Regions from separate parts of the Homo sapiens genome. Here region 2 is linked to region 1. A link is a loop called in an ENCODE intact Hi-C map of the cell type or tissue named here. Cell type or tissue: CD14-positive monocyte. All regions are shown on one strand. Links, peaks and the distances in the headings refer to the core of each region. The heading gives the core; the rest is flanking DNA.

Region 1 (8,347 bases), core at 270-8,269:
AGGTGGAAATTATTAGAGATTATTGATAAATAATTTGAATAGTCATTAAATTGTAATCTCTTAAGAGATAGAGAATTTAAAGCTTGTTTATTCCTGATACCCAGTTATTAAATGTATTTGAATCTGTTTCTATACCTGCTCAGTGATCAGTCACTAAGCCTATTACTGAACACCTCCAATAACAGAGGTCTTAGTATCTTCTGTTGCTGCAGTTTAAAAGACTTACTGTATTTTCACACAGAGGGCTACTTTATATGGAGAGATTATTTTACAGCTGTCCTTAAATGGTATCTTTTTTTTTTTTTTTGGTTGGTTTAACTTCACAATATGTATGCCTGATTTTCCTCCATTTTATTTACTGTTGTCAATGATACTTTTAAGGATTACTACTTACTGAGAGTGAGATTACATGCTTATATTTCATGATTTGGGGGACCAATACTCTAAATCCCATATGGTGGGCTCACAGAAAGAATAACTATCTATCTGATTGCCACCGGAGCATTATATTTTATATTAGTTGACTGAATACAGTTTGACCAGATCATGGCAAACTTGCTTGTCTGTTGGTTCCCTACACATATGGACCCTTTTATATTCAAGGACAAAATGAAGTCACCAAAAGACAAAATTAAAGTATTTTAGAATATGGCTGGGCATGGTGGCTCACACCTGTAATCCCAGCACTTTGGGAGGCCGAGGCAGCTGATCACCTGAGGTCAGGAGTTCGAGACCAGCCTGGCCAACATGGTGAAACCCTATCTCTACTAAAAATACGAAATTTAGATGCGTTGGCATGCTCCTGTAATCCCAGCTACTTGGGAGGCTGAGGCAGGAGAACCGCTTAAACTCAGGAGGTGGAGGTTGCATTGAGCTGAGATCGTGCCACTGCACTCTAGCCTGGGCAACAGAGCAAGACTCCATCTCAAAAAAAAAAAAAATTCAGAAGACATAGTTAATTTCAGTTACTTCCTCTTTCTGTTTTTTACCTTCTTCATTATAGAGCGTTTCTCCCTAAATCTGAAAATGAATACTCTGAAAAATTACAACTTTAGATGTTTTGCTATAGGAACAAGATCAATATTTACTCAGATAAAATTTACTACTATTCTGTTTGTAAATAAGAACTTGAAGAAATGGATCCAAGTTACGTGGTTACTTATATAGAATGATCAAAAACAAAAGGGAACTGGATAATTCTATTACATTTATGGAAACGTAGGACCAGAAGGTTAAGTGTGAATGCACTATGTGCTCTAGGTTATGTTGAATCTGACACCTTAATCCTGGCACCAGCAGTGAAGTCCTTGCCTTAGGGCCTTAAGGGTGTCCCAGCATTCAATGCACTCAATGCATTTTACTTAAGCCATGCAATAATGAGGCATCCTCATATTTTCTTTGAGCTTTCAATCAAATGATAAGTAGAGTTTTAGTGAAGATTCTCATAATGTGTTCATTTCTTGCTATGATAACTTTTCCTTATAAGAAATACGATCTTACATTCTCTCCCAACTGAAACTTTTGACTGTGTCATCTTCAATAAAGCAATTCATTCTATATCATATGTAGAATGCTCATGTTTTTTCTATCATTTATTATGTTAAGCATGAACTTGAATGAAATGAGCAATTTTTGTAGGCACAAAAGAGGCGTGCTGTTTTTGGAGAGTTTGACAGCTTCCCACCCAGAGGTACCTTTTAACGTGACGGTGAGCTGGAGTGCCCTCCTCTAGGGAGTAATATTAGCAGCATGTCCTTAAAAGCACGCCTATCACCTTTTTATTGCCTGAAGAGGTCTTCAAACCTTGGCCTTCTGCAGATCTGACCATTCACCTTCATCTTTTTAATTTCCTCATTATGTAGGTCAGTGAATAGAAGTACTCTGTTTCAAGCAGGAAATCTCAGGACACGTAGTGTAGAACCAAGAAATTTGTTACTATCTGATTTATTAAGTCTATCACATAAATCACAATACTGATAACCTAAAACATAAATGTTGTTGTCTGTGTGTTGCAAAAATTTTGGTCAACTTAATATTTAAGAGGCATTTTTTCTGCTGCTTGATTATTTTGTTTACTAAATATGCGTCACCTTTATAGCTTTTTTATTTTGTTTTGTTTTATTTATTTATTTTTTTAGACGGAGTCTTGCTCTCTTGCCTAGGCTGGAGTGCAGTGGCGCGATCTCGGCTCACTGCAACCTCCACCTCCCGGGTTCAAGCAATTCTCCTCCCAAGTAGCTGGGACTACAGGCATGTGCCAACATGCTCAGCTAATTTTTGTATTTTTAGTAGAGACGGGGTTTCACCATGTTGGCCAGGCTGGTCTCAAACTCCTGACCTCAAACAATCCACCTGCCTCAGCCTCCCAAAGTGCTGGGATTACAGGTGTGAGCCACCGTGCCCAGCCTATAGCTAACATAGGTAAAGCACCCATCTAATTTCCACTTTAACTTATAAAAAAATAGAATAAACTAGTAAACTGTATAGTATGTAAAAAGGTGATAGGTGCAATGGGAAAAGGTAAACAGACAAGAGAGTCAGAGCACTCTAGAAGGTGGGGAGGAATGTTAAAGTACTTGTAAATAGCCATCAGGAAAGGCCCAATTGTAGCTTGACGATTAAATGCATCAAATGTAACTAATACTGAGTTATTCCTAGTAGAATATCAGGGTGTGTGTTTGTTCCTATGTAAAAGCTGTTACTCATAGACTCTGGTCAGGTGCATAAAAAGGCTGCACTTGTCTAGGAGAGCACTCAATATTTCCTTAACAGGTAGATGTAAAATGACTTGGTTATTCATCAATTTCATACTAGCCAGTACGGAAGTTGAATCAGAAGTATTACATTTTAGTAAACTGAACTAACTTCACTTTTATCACTGTGGCAGCTAACTTTCTTCTTTTGCAGATGACGATAGTGAGATAAAATACCTAAAATCGAAGAGCAGATGGAGGTTAAGAAAGTACATCATCATTGCTTAAAAAGTGAAAATTTCATAATTAAGCTGTATTATTGAAAATTAATATTTTTAAAAAACATAAAGTTCAGCCACTTAAAAACCCTAATTCAGTGTTTTACTTGCATATTTGAGCAAATAATCATGCTGTTTTATTTTATAGAAGACATTTCATAAACCTCATTTTTTTCATTTCTGCTATGCAACTTCAAAAAAGAAGCCAGAAGATTACCTAGCTGAATCTAAACCAATAAAATGTTTCAACACATCACATCTCACATCCATAAAAATACCCATTTTTAATTTTTTGTCTCAGTCACTTGAAAAGCCAACAGAAATGGGGCTGTTTATGTTCAAGATAAAGCAAACTAATCTTTATAACATGAACGTATCAAATACATTTTGAAATTTAAGTGGACATTCCTGGAACAGATTAGTTCACAGATGGATTTATTTAGGTCAATGTCCCTCACACTCTTTCTGAAAGCAGAGCCAACATCCAGAGAGTAGGACACAAATATTAATGAAAACTCACTTTACTTGCCCTTAGTTGAATGATGTTCCCTAAATCAGCTCACATTTGAAGTAGTCCAGTTAACTCCTCCTGAATGTAGCTCTGCTTTGGTTTATAGTGAAGGGCGGTATTATTTGAAATTGTTTTAAAAGCTTTTAGCCTTTAGCCTTACTGCAACTCACTTCAGTAGTACACAGAAGTGAAGATCTGAGGAGGTAGCAGACACAGTTATTTGCTCACTCTCTACCCACTCATCCAGGCTTTCTTCTTTGCTCATGGAGCCCCAAATTCGTTCAAGTATTTACCTCTTCAAGAGCTGGGCCCTTTCCTTCATTTTAAGAGGAAATTCTGATTAGTCTAATATTTAAAGAAATTCATTTCTCCTTAACACTAATTCGTTTAAGTGGTCAAATTCTGGTCAAGTTATTAGGAGCTTCTGCGAGTGTTGTCTTTCTTTTGAAAGGGACTTTCTGGCTCTCTCTTTCTGGTCATTGTCTTCTCAGGATATGCTGCCTAGAACTGCTGCAGCTATCACATGACCATAAAGTTTTACTTTAGGATGAAGCCAGCACCAAGAATGGCAAAGCAGAGATGAAAAGGACCTACTCTGATAATATTCTTTAGCTACTGCCTTAATTAAGCCTACTTCTGGACTTACTGTTCATTCATTCATCAAATATTCACTGAGGGCTTGCTATGAACCAAGAACTGTTCTAAGTGCTGGGGGTATAGCTTTAAAAAATAGAAAAAAAATCTCTGTGCAATGAAGCTAATATTCAAGTAGGGGGAGCTAGACATTAAATAGAATAAATAAGATATATATGTATATATATAGTTGTTAAAGTGATTAATGCAATAAAAAAATAAGATGTGGAAGTGTAAGAGGCATTGGAGTTGTACATAGAGTCATCAGGGAAGGTCTTAATTTGAAGGTACCATTTTATCAAAGAGAGAAAGATGTGAGAGAATTAAATTCTCTAGTGAGTATCCGTCCCCTGTTATTTGCTCAGTGTACACTTACTGACATTGATGTCATGGGTAAGTTACTCAGTTTTCATAGAAACTAATAACTCCCTGCCTCTCCATACATGTGTATTTGTGTATTTGCATTTCTTGACATTTGCTATCATGCCTAATTCAAATGACTTGGGCAAGTGGATTATCTGTGCCTGTGTGCTGGGACAAACTTTTTGCTTTCCTCCATTTCTGAATCAACTTCTTGCTACTTCTGGCCATTCAGTTCTAATAAGGAGAAGAGAGAAGGCATTTGCAGGAGGACATTGGAATGAGTTTTATTTTATCTATACCACTTTCCTCATAGTAACAATAGCTAACATTTATTAAGCACTTACCATTCTCTGGATAATATTCCAAGCCCTTTGAGTTTATTTTCTGTAATTCACTTAGCAGTCTTATGGAGGTTTATATTAGTATTATTACCATTTTTTCATATTGGAAAACCAAGGGCAAAAAGGTTAACTTTGCAAAGGTCACAGAGCAAAAGGTGAGCGTTGACTCACAGCAAGGGGTTGGATTTCAGAGCCCCAGAAATTAGACATAAGATAAATATTTGTACTTTTCAGATGTTAATAACTTTTATAGAGCTTATGAAAAAAATGATCATATTCACTGAGGTATGGAAAAACCAATGCAACTCATGAAAACCCAATAGTCCTTTAGCACAGTGAATACCTAGGCCATTTTTAAAGCTAGTTGTGTTAAAACTGGATACAAATATGCAGTCATAAGTTTAGTAAACACATATTATAATAAAATTGCTTACTAATCTTTATTCTTCCAAATTTATATCCCATGAAAGTTAAGGAGAACTAACAATGTTGATTCAGTTGGCAGCTAAATTACATACCCTATGTATTTTCCTGTAATCTATTAAGAGGGATCATTGCAACCACAAAACTGTAAACATGTTTACATTTAATCCCCAATCTATTTCTAAACTTCTGAAAAAAATAAGCATCTGTAGTAAAAGTTTCCAAGAAAAATTCAGTGATTAGGTCATATCTGATCATGACTCTGGAGAAGGGAAGGAAAGAATGGTTTCTGGAGAAGAAACTCCAGATAGGAGAGAGGACAAGGAGAATTGAACTTCTATTCTGGTTGGAGGGACGGCTAGGAGTAGAAGCAAAAAAATGTGTGAATGAGCTCTAGGATATGATAAAATATTTTCCAAAGTGTATGCAAGATATTAATCCCCAGGGTATTAACAGGCTTTTGGTTAATAACCAAATAAAAATTTAGTTAAAAAATAATTTTGTGCAGACCCAAAGTATCAGATCTTTAATGCACTAATTTGTATTATGAAATTTCACTTGAGGGGACATTTTACACTATGTTTTCTAAAGTTATTTATCCAAGGAGAAATTGCCCCTCCCCTGCTTCCTTCTATAGGGAATCTTACAGGACTAGGATTCCATAGTAGACACGTTAAGAAACACTGAAGAGTGACAGAAATATCTGAGCATAGCTGAACATTTTATTGTGTGCCTTAGAGAGTTCTCCAGAAACTAAGAAAAGATGGCTGCTGTGGAAAAAGGAGAAATAAGCTGAATCATCCCCATGCATGATCCTAGCACTGGGACTAGAATCTTCTTTAGAAGGTCAGCTTCATTAGAGAGGCTCCTTGCTGGCAAGGTGGTGTTGCCAAGTAGCCAGGCTGTTAGGAATCACCTAAAGTTCCCAGGCAATGGTTGAGTCCTTATAACTAGCAACCAGATCATTAAAACTTCTGTGTAGAAAGTAAGTAGAGAATATTTCAAATATATAAGTGAGGGCTTAATATTTTCCTATTAAATACTTCATTTTATGTTGTCATGACCTGTTTGTCCATGAGTTTTCTCACGCCCCATGTGCTCTAAGCAATGCTTTGCCAGTTAACATTTTAGCTATAAAATGAGCCTCCATGGCATACCAGTAGAGTTCTGCACAGATTTCAGATCTTGTGTTAATGCTAGCCACCAGCCAGGCAATGTAGAATTGAGTACATGTGGCTGTACATTTGTACCAATATTCTTTTAGTCCAGATTTTCTCCTTTTTATGTATCGCAATCCTCTTTATAAATAACACTTCCATATTTGAAAAAATTGGTCAATATTTTGCATCCTTTTCTCAGTGATACTGAGAGATAGGACTAGCTGGATTTTCTAGGCTAAGAATTCCTAAGCCTAGCTGGGGAAGGTGACTGCACCCACCTTTAAACACGGGGCTTGTAACTCAGCTCACACCCGACCAATCAGGTAGTAAAGAGGGCTCACTAAAATACCAGTTAGGCTAAATGCAGGAGGTAAAGAAATAATCAAATCATCTGTCATCTGAAAGCACAGGGGGAGGGACAATGATTGGGATATAAACCCCAGGCATTTGAGCCAGGAGTGGGCAACCCCCTTTGGGTCCCCTCCCACTGTATGGGAGCTCTGTTTTCATTCTATTAGATCTTGCAACTGCACACTCTTCTGGTCCGTGTTTGTTCTGCCTCAAGCTGAGCTTTCGCTCACCGTCCACCACTGCTGTTCGCTGCCATCCACCCCTCCAGATCGGGCAGGGTGTCCGTTGCGTTTCTGATCCAGCCAGGCAGCCGCTGTGGCTCCCGTTAGGACTAGAGGCTCACCATTGTTCCTGCGCAGCTAAGTCCTTGGGTTCGTCCCAATTGAGCTGAACACTAGTTGCTGGGTTCCACGGTTCTCTTCTGTGATCCATGGCTTCTAATAGAGCTATAACACTCACCGCATGGCCCAAGGTTCCATTCCTTGGAATCCGTGAGGCCAAGAACCCCAGATCAGGGAACAAAAGGCTTGCTGCCATCTTGGAAGTGGCCGCCACTATCTTGGGAGTGGTCCGCCACCATCTTGGGAGTGCTAAGAACGAAAACTCACCCGTAACAACATGCTATTATGGAAGTAAGTTTTATTAGCACAGTAAGTCAGTGGATCAGGGGTTTTGCGGATAAAATGTTCAGTCATTAAGTAGTAAACTTGGTCTCTGAAGACGGGGATCTGGGGGAAGAAAAGAAGCAAACTTGGTATTTTAAAAATATACATTCCAATTATTTGGAAAGAAAATCTGAGATTTGGAATTATGGAAAATTGATTAAAAATCTCACAGTTGAATGTAAAGCATATACTCTAATACAGATGGATGTCGATACACTTAGTAATGTATGTATATATGGATTTTATTTCTGTATTTTTATCAGGCATGCTAAGTGCATTCATTGATGCCACCTTATAAACATAAGAATAGTTGGCTTCCATATTTAAGACTATTAGTCCAGATGATGGCTGGGTAAGACCCCTCAGGGGAAAAGACTTCCTGAGGTACTTGTTCAGGTATTCTTAAACAGTGGTCAGACTAAAGGAATTGTATTCAAAATTTTGTATGTGTTTCTGCATTTTCGGATGAGAATATCTAGGGCTTTGGTGAGAATCTCAGTGCTGGTCTGATACCCAAGAGGGGTAAAGAATCACTGCTTCAGGGCTCCACAAGATATGCTGAGCTGTGGAATCCTCAGGGTATTGTTACTGAGCTGCACCTTCTGGACTGATCATTGTAAAACAGTTTAAAGGACTATTTTATTTTATTTTATTTTATTTATTTATTTGAGATGGAGCCTCGCGCTGTCACCCAGGCTGGAGTGCAGTGGGGTGATCTTGGCTCACTGCAAGCTCGCCTCCCGGGTTCACGCCATTCTCCTGCCTCAGCCTCCCGAGTAGCTGGGACTACAGGTGCCTGCCACCACGCCCAGCTAATTTTTTGTATTTTTAGTAGAGACAAGGTTTCACCATGTTAGCCAGGATGGTCTCGATCTCCCGACCTCGTGATCTGCCCGCCTTGGCCTCCCAAAGTGCTGGGATTACAGGTG
Region 2 (8,347 bases), core at 250-8,249, 62 kb before region 1:
CTGTTTTAATTTCTTTGAGAAATCCCAAAACTGCCTTCCATGGTGGTTGAACTAATTTTCATTCCCACCAACAGTGTGTAAGTGTTCCCTTTTTCCCTCTGCAGCCTTGCCAGCATTTGTTATTTGTTATTTGCCAGCATTTGTTACTTGTTATTATTCTGTTATTTTCTGACTTTTTGATAATAGCCATTCTGATTGGTGTAGATGGTATCTCACTGTGGTTTTGATTTGCATTTTCCTGATAATTAGTGATGTGGAGCATTTATTCACGTGTTTGTTGGCTGCTTGTATGCCTTCTTTTGAGAAGTGTCTGTTCATGTCTTTTGCCCACTTTTTAATAGGTTTATTTGTTTTTTGTTTGTTCAATTGTTTAAGTTCCTTATAGATTCTGGATATTAGACTTTTGTGAGAGTTTGTAAATATTTTCTCCCATTGTGTAGGTTGTCTGTTTATTTTATTGAGTTTCTTTTGCTGCGCAGAAGCTCTTTAGTTTTTAATTAGGTCTCACTTTTCAGTTTTTGTTTTTGTTGCAATTGCTTTTGAGAACTTAGTCATAAATCCTTTCTTAAGGTCGATGTCCAGAATGGTGTTTCCTAGGTTTTCTTCTAGGATTCTTAGAGTTTGAAGTCTTACATTTAAATCTTTAATCCATCTTGAGTAAATTTTTGTACATGGTGAAAGGCAGAGGTCCAGTTTTATTCTTCAGCATATGGCTAGCAGTCTATCCCAGCACCATTTATGGAATAGTTCTTTCCCCATTGCTTATTTTTGTTGACTTTGTTGAATTTCAGGTGCCTGTTGGTGTGCATCCTTGTTTCTGCGTTCTTTGTTCTGTTGCTTTGGTCTATGTGTCTTGTTTTTGTACCAGTACCATGCTGTTTTGGTTACTGTGGCCTGATAGCATAGTATGAAGTTGGATAATGTGATGCCTCCAGCTTTGTTCTTTTTGCTTAGGATGGCTTAGGCTATTTGGGCTCTTTTTTGGTTCTATATGAATTTTAAAATAGTTTTTTTCTAATTCCTTGAAAAATAATGTTGATAGTTTGATAGAGTAGCATTGAATCTGTAGATTGCTTTGGGTGGTATGGCATAGGGGAAACTGCCCCCATGATTCAATTACCTCCCACTTGGTCCCTCCTGTGACACATGGGGATTATGGCCATTTTACTGATATTGAGTCTTCCAATCCATGAGCATAGCATGTTTTTCCATTTATTTATGTCATCTGTTATTTCTTTCAGTAGTGCTTTTGCAGTTCTCTTCGTAGAGATCTTTTACCTTCTTTGTTAGGTGTATTCCTAGGTAGTTTCATTTTTTTTGTGTGGCATTGTAAATGGGATTGCATTCTTGTTTTGGCTCTCAGCTTGAACGTTATTGGTGTGTAGAAATTCTACTGATTTTTGTACATCTTGAAATATTACTGAAGTAGTTTATCAGTTCCAGGAGCTGTTTGGGTTGATCTTTAGGGTTCTGTAGGTATAGAATAATATTACCTGTGAAGAGAGGTAGTTTGACTTCTTCTTTTCCTATGTGGATGCCTTTTATTTGTTTCTCTTGCCTGATTGCTCTGGCTAGAACTTCCAGTATTGTGTTGAATAGGAGTAGTGAGAGTGGTCATCCCTGTCTTGTCCCAGTTCTCAAGAGGAATTTTTGAAGCTTTTGTCTGTTCAGTATGATATTGGCTGTGGGTTTGTCATAGATGGGTTTTATCATTATTTGGAGGCATGTTCCTTTGATGCTTACTTTGTTGAAGGGAGATAAAAACCTTAATCATGAAAATAATAGTCCTTATTGAGCAGTTTCAGGCTGGTGGTAAGCATTTTATGTGCATTATTTAATTATTATTGTCATTATGATGATCACATTTAGAGCAGCCTTATCATGTAGCTGTCTTTCTTACCCCCACTTCACAGATAAAAACATTGAGGTTAAAAGGGTTAAGTACTTGCCGTTTCTATCAAATGGCAGATCTGGAGATTTGTGCTTGTTTGACCTTGAATCTACATTCTTAAGCACTATGTGTTAGTGACTGTATTTACCTTGAAGCTTTCCAGTCACACTCCCCACTGATAAGTAGCTCCAAGCTGTGGCAAAGTATAAATAGTTAGCATCTGCAGGGCTGCTGTTGATGAAGCTGGCAGCCCATGAGCCCTGTCACTTGGGACTCCAGGAAATGTCTTGGGTCTGCACTTAGGAGGCCAATTCTTAGGAAATTTTGCAAGAGACAAGTGGCCTCTTCAAAGACATAGTGAGAAAATTCTCATTCCACACTCCCTTGACACCTAGGAACTTAAGGTGGAATTGAAACCATTGTGAACCTGAGAGTCTAGTTCTAGTTACCAACATGAACTCTGGGGCCCAGGCTATGCCACTAAGTATGACCATGACTTTAGGCAAGTTGCTTAAGCTGTCTGCCCCTGTTTCCTCATCTATAAAATCCTTCAAATAGGATTTAATTATATTTTATAAGACCTGTAAGTTTTAAATAATTTAATACAAGTAAAGCCCTTGAAAGAGTTCATGGCAGATAGAAGAGCCTGATAAATGAGGGTTGTTATAATTACAGTTCTTTTCTTTTTCGTTATGTCCAGTTGACAGGTCTAGTGGACAGAAGACCTCATCGAGTGCTGATAGAGCTATAATGTGGGTGCCTGGGAGCGTCAGGCCTCATTTTTACTCCTTCAGACCTGAATGATTGAATCTATTAATAAAGCTAGACCTATCTTACCCTAGCTCAAGTTCTTTGCCACAATCTTAATAACAACAGCTCAACTAACATCTCCTAAATGTTTAATAGGAGATGTTATGTAATTTTATGGAGATGTTATATAATAGGAGAACTTATATAAATGCCAAGCACTTTAGTAAACACTTTTGTATAAATCATAACCTTTACAACAACCTGATAAGGTAGATGCTATGGGTATGCCCACTTCACAGGTAAGAAAAAATTATAACTGTTTTAAAGTGATAGCATTGAAAATAAAAGGCATTTACTCAATTAAATTGTGTCTGAGTTTCTGTGAAATCACCCAAGGAAGTTCTACTCTTTTTCTTTTCTTTCATTTCCCCTTTCCCTTTCTCTCCTCTCCTTTCTCTTCTCCCCCACTCCTCTCCCTTTCCCTCCCCTTTCCTTTCTTTTTCATTCCATTTCATTCCATACCACTCTATTCATCAGCTGAGAAGAGAACTGACAGTACAGATTGGTGTCACAAGCATATCACAGAATGAAGAGCTGAATGAAAGTACGTGCATTGGCACACAAGACCTAATTAGCTTGGAAGCATTGGTGTTTACTGAAAGTATGATAGGTTAACACATTTCCTTCCTCCTTATACTGTTTGCCTCACTTGGGCCTTCATCATACCACTCAACCACAAAAGTCAACTCAGCTTGAGAAGTAGGAAGATTCCTAGAAGTGAATGTGAGCAAACCATGCAATGCACCCTGTATTTCCTCTTATTCACACCTTACTAGAGATGAATAAACCTGGTCCCCATCCTTCCAGTACACCTCTTTTTTCATTGAAGATCATTATTGCTTCATTCCATAGATGTTATATAAGCAGAAATTTATAAAATGTAATTTTTTGTTACATGACTAAGCTTTTGTACACTCTCAAAATGAACTGCTTTTTGACTTGTTTGTGATATGTTTTTCTTAAACTTTTTACTATAAAATTGTTCAAACACAAATATTTGAAAAAATACTAAAATAGTTACCTGCATCTACCTAGGTTTCATACATCTACAAACGTATATATTCACTTTTTTTTTTGCTTTTCCATGTGAAGATAAGTAGACATTGTGAAATTTACACCAAAATATGTCAACATAGATCTCCCCAAAGTGATCGTAATTTATTACAAAAACATAGTACCCTTACACACCTATGAAAATCTAGTGTCAGGTTCAATTCAAATTTTCACAGTTATCACCAAAAGGCTTTTTACTATTTTGCTAAAAAGAAAAACAACAACAATGTCCAATCTAGGTTTATGCATTGCAATTAATTATGTATTTTTAGGTTCTTTTAATTTACAATTTCCTATAAAATATTTTAAAGTTATCTACAGACAGCTTAACTTTTTTGATGTATAGTTCTGTGACTTTTAACATATGTTGATCCATATAATCATCGCTACAGTCAGGACACAGTTTTATCACCTCAAAACATTTCTTCAAAAGTCCCTTTTGAAGTCAATTCCTCCTTTTGTCCATAAACTCTGGTACCTATTGATTCTGATAACACTATGACCTGTAGGTGACTGTATCGTACTGTTTGGTTTTTACAGAACATCTTATAAATGGAATCATACAGTATGTAATCTTTTGAAATTCACTTCTTTCACTTATATAATGCATTTGCGCTTTATTCATGTTTTTGTATGTATCAATAGTTCATTGCTTTTTTATATTCCATTATATAGATAGACTGCAATTTGAAATTATTTATTTTAGTTAACATATGATAATTGTACATATTTATGGGGTACATAGTGATGTTTTGATACATACAATGGGTAGTGATGAGATCAAGGTAATTAGCATATTGTTATCTCAAACATTTATCATTTTTCTGTGTTGGGAACATTCAGTATCCTTTCTTCTAGCTATTTGAAAATATATAGTGTTATTAACTATAGTCATCCTACAGTGCTATAAAACACTAGAACTTGTTCCTCCTATTTAGCTGAAATTTTGTGTCCTTTAACAAATCTCTTCCTGTCCCCATTCTCCCTACACTTTCCAGCCTCTAATAACTTCTACTGAGCTTTTTACTTCTATGAGATAAACTTTTTTTAGTTTCCACATACGAGTGAGAACATGTGGTGTTTAACTTTATGTTCCTGGCTTATTTCAGTTAACATAGAGTTCTAAAGTTCCATCTGTGTTGCCATGAATGAGAGGATTTTACTCTTTTTTATGGCCCAATAGCATTCCATCCACAATTTTTAAAAATTCATGTATTCATTGAAAAACATTTGGGTTGTTTCCAGTTTCTAGTGATTATGAATAATTCTACTATAAACATTTATACATAAGTCTTTGTGTGAACATAACTTTTCATTTCTTCAGGGTAAATACCTAGATGTGGCTTGCTAGGTCATGTGGTAAATGTATGTTTAATTTTTCAAGCAACTTTCAAACAATTTGCCAAACAATTTTGCCTTTTCACCAGCAATATATGAGAGTTCCAGTTACTCAGTACTTGGCTTCAATTTGCACTTCCTTCATAACTAATAATGTTGAATATCTTTTCATGTTTTTACTTGCTGTGTGTATGTCTTCTTGGTGAAGTGTCTGTTCAGGTCTTTTGGCTATATTTTAATTGGGTTGTTTCAAACTGTCAAGTTTTGAGAGTTCTTGTTCTTCATGTATTCTAGATAAAAGTTCTTTTTCAGATATGTGATTTGTAAATGTTTTCTGTCTGTTGTTTGTCTTTTTATTCTCCTGCCAGGATATTTCACAGAGCTAAAGTTTTAATGTTTATGAAGTCCAATTTATCAATTATTTATTTTTTGGATTGTGTTTTAATGGTGTTTAAAAACACTTGGGCTAACCCAAAATTAAAAAGATTTTTCTCTGCTGGGCACAGTGGCTCAAGCCTATAATCCCAGCACTTTGGGAGGCCAAGGCAGGAGGATTGCTTGAGACCAGGAGTTTGAGACCAGACTAGGCAGCACAGTGAAACCCCATCTCTACTAAAAATACAAAAATTAGCCAGGCATAGTGGCCCATGCCTGTGGTCCCAGCTATTCAGAAGGCTGAGATGGGAGGATTGCTTGAGCTTGGGAGGCGGAGATTGCAGTGAGCCTGGGCGGCAGAGCAAGACCCTGTCTCAAAAAAAAAAAGTTTTGCTTTTTTCATTCTTATTTAACCTCTTGATAGTTTTAAATGGCATCATTTGACTTTCTCTTTTAACTATACAACAATTTATTATATTCTTCATTAGCCTATATTTTATTTTTATTTTTAATTTTTTAATTTTAAATTAAATTAAATTAATTAATTAATTAATTAATTTTTTTTGAGATGGAGTCTTGCTCTGTTGCCTAGGCTGGAGTACAGTGGCACGATCTTGGCTCACTGCAAGCTCCACCTCCCAGGTTCACGCCATTCTCCTGTCTCAGCCTCCCTAGTAGCTGGGATTACAGGCATGCACCACCACACCCAGCTAATTTTTTGTATTTTTAGTAGAGATGGGGTTTCACCGTGTTAGCCAGGATGGTCTCGATCTCCTGAGCTCGTGATCTGCCCGCCTCGGCCTCCCAAAGTGCTAGGATTACAGGCGTGAGCCACTGCACCCGGCCTATTTATATTTTTTCTACATATTTTATAGATGCATTCTTTCTACTTTGTCAGAACTTATGATTTTATATGCTATTTTTTTAACCTATACTCTCAATTTTGTTTTATTCATAGATTTCTAGTTAAACATATTAAATGTTCACTACCAGTATGTTTTCTTGTTACTACTATTAATATTATTTCTTGGTTGCATGAAGATCATCCTCTAGAAGACTTCTTGTCAAAGGTTTATAGGTTCATTATTTCCTAAGTTTCTGTACTTTTAAGACTATTTTGTTATAGTCTTGATATTTCAATTTCAGCTTAGATATAAAATCTCTGGGTTTTGCTTTCTTTAAGTATCGGGGGAAATTCAGTGCCTGATATTTCACATAGTTTCTTTTCTATTTTCCGTAAGTGTCAGCGGGTCTGAGAAATAATGGTAAAGAGTACAGAAGAGAGAAATTTTAAAGCTGAGTATCCGGGGAAGACATCGCATGTTGGCAGGTTCCATGATGCCCCTTGAGCCTTAAAACCAGCAAGTTTTTATTAGTGATTTTCAAAAGGGGAAGGAGTGTATGAATAGGGTGTGGGTCACAGAGATCACATGCTTCACAAGGTAGTAAAATATCACAAGGCAAATGGAGGCAGGGCGAGATCACAGGACTACAGGACCGGGGCAAAATTAAAATTGCTAATGAAGTTTTGGGCACGCACTGTCACTGATAACACCTTATCAGGAGACAGGGTTTGAGAGCAGACAACCGGTCTGACCAAAATTTATTAGGAAGGAATTTCCTTGTCCTAATAAGCCTGGGAACACTACAGGAGACCGGGGCTTATTTCATCCCTTATCTACGACTGTAAAAGACAGCCGTCCCCAAAGTGGCCATTTCAGAGGCCTCACCTTAGGGACGCATTCTCTTTCTCAGGGATGTTTCTTGCTGAGAAAAAGAATTCAGCGATATTTCTCCCATTTGCTTTTGAAAGAAGGCAAATATGGCTCTGTTCCACCCAGCCCACAGGCAGGCATACTTTAAGGTTATCTCCCTTGTTCCCTGAACATTTTTGTTATCCTATTCTTAAGGTGCCCAGATTTGATATTGTTCAAACACTCATGCTCTACAAACAATTTGTGCAGTTAACACAATCATCACAGATACCTGAGGTGACATACATCCTCCTCAGCTCACGAAGATGACAGGATTAAGAGATTAAAGTAAAGACAGGCATAGGAAATCACAAGAGTATTGATTGGGGAAGTGATAAATGTCCATGAAATCTTCACAATTTATGTTCAGAGATTGCAGTAAAGACAGGCATAAGAAATTATAAAAGTACTAATTTGGGGAACTAATAAATATCCATGAAATCTTCACAATTTATGTTCTTCCGCCGTGGCTTCAGCTGGTCCCTCTGTTCAGGGTCCCTGACTTCCCACAACATTTAAGTTTCTTGAAAATGTCACTCTATTGTTGGCTTTCTTTGTAAGTTGCTCTTGAGAATTATGGTTGGCTTGTCTTACTCTTATACCTAATTTGCTCTTTTTTGTCTGGAGGGCCTGCATGTGGATTTTTGTTCTTTCTGTTTTAAAAAGTCTGATATTTTGCAAGGCTATTTCTCAAGTTCAATTATCCTCAGTAAAATTTTCCAGGTACGCAGGAAGCCCTTTCAATGTATAGATTTAGATTTTCTTGGATTATTGGTTTAAATATTAGCTCTGTTTCATTGTCTTGTTTTTCTTCTTCAGGGATTCTAAGTGTACATATATTGAATATTTGTCTACCTTAGATTCCAACCTCCTTCTCTCTGACTTTTAAAAGTTCTTTATGTTATTTTCATTTTCTTGGCTTCTTTCTCGCATTTATTCCTTAGTAATGTGTCACTTAAATCTATTTTCCTTTGGATACCTTATAATTTATTCTTCATTTTAGGGATATTTTATCTGTGTAATTTCTTTCCTGAGATCTATCAACTCATTGCATTTCTTTCTTTATTTGTATACTTCTGTGCTTACTTTTTGCATTTTTTATTAGAAATTATATATGTATATCTAA

The links. Hi-C counts contacts between places; a loop is a spot of excess contacts. Peaks named below come from ENCODE experiments on the same cell type or tissue, not always from the same donor. Only the 100,000 strongest peaks of a DNase experiment are listed, where the experiment ranks them.
Region 2: a loop joins it to region 1, with 2.1 times the contacts of the local background. A loop is called at or near these places in 5 of 110 quality-filtered maps.

Annotation. Positions count from the first base shown.
Region 1 is chr7:17,058,938-17,067,284 of GRCh38, forward strand. It overlaps LOC124901596 (a long non-coding RNA gene), which reads right to left. Exons shown (of 2, transcript XR_007060240.1): 2 at 7,376-7,481. Among named protein-coding and RNA genes, the nearest start is that of AGR3, 180 kb to the left of the region's middle. In CD14-positive monocyte, for the core only: a CTCF peak has its summit at 4,329; no DNase peak of the experiment used is centred there; H3K4me3 peaks cover 385 bases; H3K27ac peaks cover 773 bases.
Region 2 is chr7:16,996,724-17,005,070 of GRCh38, forward strand. All of the region lies in intron 1 of LOC105375170 (a long non-coding RNA gene), which reads left to right. All of the region lies in intron 3 of LOC124901595 (a long non-coding RNA gene), which reads right to left. Among named protein-coding and RNA genes, the nearest start is that of AGR3, 120 kb to the left of the region's middle. In CD14-positive monocyte, for the core only: no CTCF peak of the experiment used is centred there; a DNase peak (open chromatin) is centred at 3,358; H3K4me3 peaks cover 788 bases; H3K27ac peaks cover 1,008 bases.